2 separate regions of the Homo sapiens genome follow, and region 1 is linked to region 2. A link is a contact called in ENCODE POLR2A ChIA-PET data. All regions are on one chromosome and are shown on one strand. The core of a region is the stretch at or near the end of the contact, and the rest is flanking DNA. Distances in the headings are between cores, read along the strand shown.

The links. ChIA-PET counts read pairs that join two places held with the same protein, here RNA polymerase II (POLR2A).
Region 1: POLR2A ChIA-PET joins it to region 2 with 12 read pairs in HEK293. The contact joins two enhancer-like sites. POLR2A ChIA-PET finds 5 or more read pairs at or near these places in 5 of 52 experiments (CD8-positive, alpha-beta T cell, HEK293, PC-3 and 2 more).

The regions. Positions count from the first base shown.
Region 1 is chr13:106,632,286-106,634,985 of GRCh38, forward strand. No RefSeq gene overlaps it. Among named protein-coding and RNA genes, the nearest start is that of ARGLU1-DT, 16 kb to the left of the region's middle. Within about 2 kb of position 1,275, at least 2 of the 41 ENCODE cell types and tissues checked have a DNase peak (open chromatin) inside an H3K27ac peak, as active enhancers do.
Region 2 is chr13:106,596,004-106,598,703 of GRCh38, forward strand. No RefSeq gene overlaps it. Among named protein-coding and RNA genes, the nearest start is that of ARGLU1-DT, 20 kb to the right of the region's middle. Within about 2 kb of position 1,381, at least 7 of the 41 ENCODE cell types and tissues checked have a DNase peak (open chromatin) inside an H3K27ac peak, as active enhancers do.

The DNA.
Region 1 (2,700 bases), core at 25-2,524, 36 kb after region 2:
GAGTGGGCTCTAGTTCAATATGACTGATATCCTTATAAAAAGAAGAAATTTGGACAGAGTCGTACAAAGAAGGAAGAAAATGTGAGGAGACACAGGGAGAAAATGACTGTCTACAAGCTAAGGAGAGAGGCCTGGAACAGACCTTTCCTTCACAGCCAACAGAAGGAACCAGCTTTGCCGACACCTTGATCTTGGACTTCCAGCTTCCAGACTGTGAGACCATCGGTGTCTGTTATTGGAGCCACCCAGCTCATGACACTTTGTTACAGTAGCCCTAGGGAACTAACAGAGTAGTGAAAAGCAAGAATTCTCCAATGATGGATCCCTCAGCTTTGGCATTAACTAGCATTGTGACTATGAGCAAGTTACTTTATTTTTCTGTGCTTTGGTTTTGTCATCTGTAAGATGGGGCTGTATGTACCTCATAAACTTGCTAAAAAGATTAAATGAGTTGATTGTGTGGAGCACCTAATTAGTGGTTGGTATAGAGGAGAACTAAATGTTGGCGAATGCTGCATAAAATCTTCAAGTGCATCTGGCCTGCCTCTCCTCCCCGCCAGGACCGCATGTCACCATGGAAGATGGATTTACAGACATGATGGGGAGCTTTTGTTCATGGTGGCTGATATGGTTTGGCTCTGTGTCTCCACCTAAATCTCACCTTGAATTGTAATAATTCCCATGTGTCAAGCGGCTGGACCAGGCAGAGGTGATTGGATCATGGGGGTGATTTCCCTCATGCTGTTCTCGTGACAATGGGTGAGTCTCATGAGATCTGATGGCTTTATAAGCATCTGGCATTTCCCCTGCTTGCATTCATTCTCTCTCCTGCTGCCCTGTGAAGAGGCGCCTTCCACCATAATGGTAAGTTTCCTGAGGCCTCTCCAGCCATGCAGAACTGAGAGACAATCAAACCTCTTTTCTTTATAAATTACCCAGTCTGTGGTATTTCTTCATAGCAGCGTGAGAATGGACTAATGCAGTGGTGATGCCACGGTAGAATGGGTAACACTTGATACAAGACAGACAGGTCAGACAGTAGGGGATCATTTCCTAGTTCCCTGGATGAGGGCTCATTCAAGTTGGGAAGGAAAAGAACCGGAGGACAGAATAAGTGTTGATGACAAATTTACCACTGACTAGACACGCTACTTTCCTAGTGGGGCCGTAACAAATCACCACACACCAGGTGGCTAAAACAGCATAAATTTCTGCTCTCACAGTTCTGGAGACCAGAAGTTAGAGATAAAGTGTTGGCAGGGCTTCTCTCCCTTTGAAAGCCCCAGGAGACAATCTGTTCCCTGTCTCCCACCCCCAGCTTCCGGTGGCTCCAGGAGCTCCTTGGTTGTGGCTGCATCATTCCAATTTCTGCCTCCATCTTCACAAGGCCTCCTCCCTGTGGTCTCGTCTTCTCTTCTGTTTCTTCTAAGGATACTTGCCATTGGATTTAGTGCTCACCAGAGCATTCCAGGATGATCTCATCTCAAGATCTTTAACTTAATTACATCTGCAAGACCCTTTTTCCAAATAAGGTCACACTCATAAGCTTCAGGGGTTAGGAAGTTGACCTATTGTTTGTGGGGGGGCCACCCTTCAACCTACTACAGCAACTATTTTTCACAAACAAAACATCTAATTTAGTCTTTATAACAGTTCTGCAATATCTCCATTTCATGGATAAGGATGCTTCCAAAAAGAGGGTGACAATGGTGCCCCAGGTTAATGGTAGAGCTAGGGTTTAAATATTGATATTCATGACCTACAGTCCCATGCCTGTCCTCTACTTATGCTTTGAGTTAAGCAAACTGCTCAAAATCTTTGACAGGGCAGCTTTTGCATCAGGCTGTGGACACTCCAACACAAGGGCTACACATGCGAGTGGAGAAAAGAATTGAGCTCGTGCATTTTCAGAAGACACCAGCTGTACAAGAAATATAATTTTCTTTGAAACACTGACAGTTTTATGCTCTTGCATCATGTTTGTCCTTACAATGAGGACATTCGCTTCTAATATTTAACTTACAGCTGGTAGGAAAAAATCTTTGAACTCTTCTGAAGGTTTGCACCAAATATTTTAAGATTCAAAAGCAGGCAAATAATTGTCATTTTCCTCAGCACATTTCCTCCTCTTGCAATATTGCCTGGTTTATTCACGCTTGAACAAAACTGTATAAACGAAACAAAGTTTTGTGTTTTTTACCGGGAAGCTCTCATTATCCATCCTTCATAATAAAAACCAAAACCAAAACCAATGTACATGATCATCTGCTTGACCTCCTTGATTTTTCATCTCACATACAGATACGTTCTAATCAGGATGTCAAAATTCCACTCTTCTTGCTTGGCTGGGGAATTCCGAAAAACAAAAAGAAAACACTGGACTTTTCAGTTGAGAGTTAGGAATATATATATATTAGCTGTGTGACTTGGGTAAATAAGTTCAACTCCTTATGTCTCTGTTTTCTCATCTGTAAAATGAAGTTCAGTAATATTTATCTTATGGGCTTCTCATGCGAATTAAATAAAATACCACATTGACATCAGCTAGAATAATGCTTGGAATAGAATACAGTTAATCAATGCATACTTCCTCCTTCCCATTCTTCCTTCTTTTCTTTATTTGGCTAGAATTTCTCTTGTTTTGACTCTTTACTGAGTTTCCCATTGTTGGCAAAAAAAAAAACTTTCTCCAAAGCTGTT
Region 2 (2,700 bases), core at 131-2,630:
GGATCAAGGAATGAGGTGTTTGCTTTCATTTTATGCAAAGGACGTGTGATGTTTGGTGTGTGTGTGTGTGTGTGTGTGTGTGTGATGTGATTGGCGTATGTGTGTTGTGTGCATTGTATGGGTTGTATGTGTATGATGTGTGTGCATGTCGTGCTGCGTGTGTTGTGCTGTGTGTGTGGTGTGATAGTTGTGTGCATTCTGCTGCATGTTGTGCGTGATGTGTGTGTTGTACTGTGTGTTGTGTGTGTTTGGTGTGTGCAGTGTGTGTGTGAGGGTGTGTGTAGCATCTAAACCTTGCCACACTATCTCTCACAGGCCTTCCACAAGGCCTTCTTTTCACTTCAGTTGGTCTAATTGTTCCTAAATACCCTGCCCACCGTCTCACTTTCTCACCGTGGCTCTCAGCTGCGACGCGCTCTCCACTCCCTCTCCTCCGACACACCTGTCAGGGATCCAGACTCACGCCTACTCCCTCCACTGAGTCTTCTGGCACCTCAGCCCTCCGGTATCTTCTGGACCTTAGCCTGGACTTCTCTGGCATGCAGCATACACTCCCTTGAGAGTTGCTTTAGTTTAAGTAAATGTATTTTCTGTCCAAGTCGAACTTGCGTTCTACTTTTTATTTTTGTTGTATTTAAACTCACTTTTCTATCAGAAGGTGAGGCAAGCTGGTTCTATCTAACTGTGCAGTGAGTGGGCTGAGGAAGAGGCTGGGAGGCAGTGCCCTCTGTCTGCAAATGGCCTGGCTGACTCCTCATGGTGGGTGCTGCAGTTTTATTTCCATCCTCCCTGGTATGGACTCAGTATTTACTCCTGCACATTTGGTGCTGGTCTAAGATTTTGCTTCATGGAGCCCACATGCTTTTTTAGCCAACAGGAGCCTTCAACAGATGAGTTATTTTTTCCTTTGTGGTTTTATTTTGAAATGATTTTAGGCGTACGGAAGAGTTGTGAGGATACTACATAGAATTCCTTCATACCTTCACCCAGCTTCCCCGAAAGCTAACATCTCACAGGACTCCATTATATGCATCAAAACTCATAACTCAACACTGGCACAGTACTGGTAACTAAAACACAAACCTTATTTAGATTTTTTTTTTTTTTTTTGCTAATTTCTCCTGTTTTTCTACCAATGTCCTTTATCTGTTTTAGGATCCCACAAGTCTCCTTATATCTCCTTCAATCGGTGGCATTTTCTCTGTCTTTCCTTGTCTCTCATGACCTTGCCACTTGAGAAGTCCTCATTTCCTGACTTCTCCTTCCCCAGTACTTGGTCTTGTTAGCTGTGTTTGTGACCGTGCTGAGGCTGAAACACACGCAGTGGAGGCAGCTGTGTGGCCACAGAGGCAGAGGAGGGAGTGAAGCCGCCTCAGGCAGGGAACGCCTGGAGCCACTGGAAGCTGGAAGAGGCAGGAAGGGTTTTCCCCAGAGGCTTCAGAGGCAATGTAGCCCAACTCAAGCCTGCTGCAGACTTCTGGCCTCCAGAAATCTGTTTTTTTTGTGGTTTGAATCATGGCTCACTGCAGCCTTGAATTCTTGGGTTCAAGCAATTCCTCTCAAGTCAGCCTCTCAAGTTGCTGGGACTACAAGCACATGCCACCACACCTGGCATATTTTTTTTTTTTTTTTTTGTAGAGACAGAATCTCTCTATGTTGCCCAGGATGGTCTTGAACTCTTGGCCTCAAGCAATCCTCTTGCCTCAGCCTCCTAAAGTGTTGGGACTGTAGGCGTAGATACCTGTTTCCTGAAGCCATCCCATTTGTGGTAACTATTACAGCAGCCACAGAAAACTCATACAGGCTCCCATAGGAAATATTTAACTTTCCCAATCACTCTGAGCACCTGGTTTTTCAAGAGTCCACTCAACACGTTCTTTGTGGAGATCCAAGTGCCCCTCCAGGCCATCCTCCTGGCTGGGAGTACCATGGCTCCAAGTCAACTCTCCCCCTGCACAACCCAGCTCTGGCTACAAGGATGTTTATCCTGCCAAACTCTGAACCAGCCCTGCAGGAGTTCTCCTTCACTCCACTGCTGAAGAGCTGGGAGTCCAGATTTGTACTTGCAATTTTCCAGGCAGGGGTAAACGTGAGTCCGCTGTGTCTCTACTAGGTAATCTCCAGTTGCCTCTCTCCTTGACCAGGAAGGCTGGCCATGGGGACGCGTCATACAGGCTCCCTTGCCCTCTAGCTGCCTGCAGGGTTCAGCCAAGGGGAAGGCCCTACAGGAGGAGAGTGGCTGCGTGCTTATGCCTCATGTTCCCTGCTCAGCAGTGTCTGTATTTCTCAATGGCAGGCCCTCGCCCTGTCAGGTGCCTTCACCAGCAGATCCAGCAGTGCTGATCTCCACTAACCACTTCTTCTCCTCACCCCTGCAGAGTAAAATGGTGCTGTGCTTGGCTCTTCATTGCTTCTTATTGCTTTCTCTTAACTCCGATCTCACCTTTCTGTCTCCTTAGACTCTCGACAATCACCCATTTTATTTGTGCTGTCTCTTTCCTGCCAGGACCCTGAGCAACTCAACACCCCTCTAATTATAAGGGGCACCCTCTAGCTCTCTACTGGCACTGTTGAACGTTCACAGATTCCAACTTGGGGGGGTAGTTTTAAAAACATTTATAGCATGTGTTGTGAGCTAAATTGTATCTCTCCAAGAATCATATGTTAAAGTTCTAACCCTCCATGTCCTGAGTGTGACTG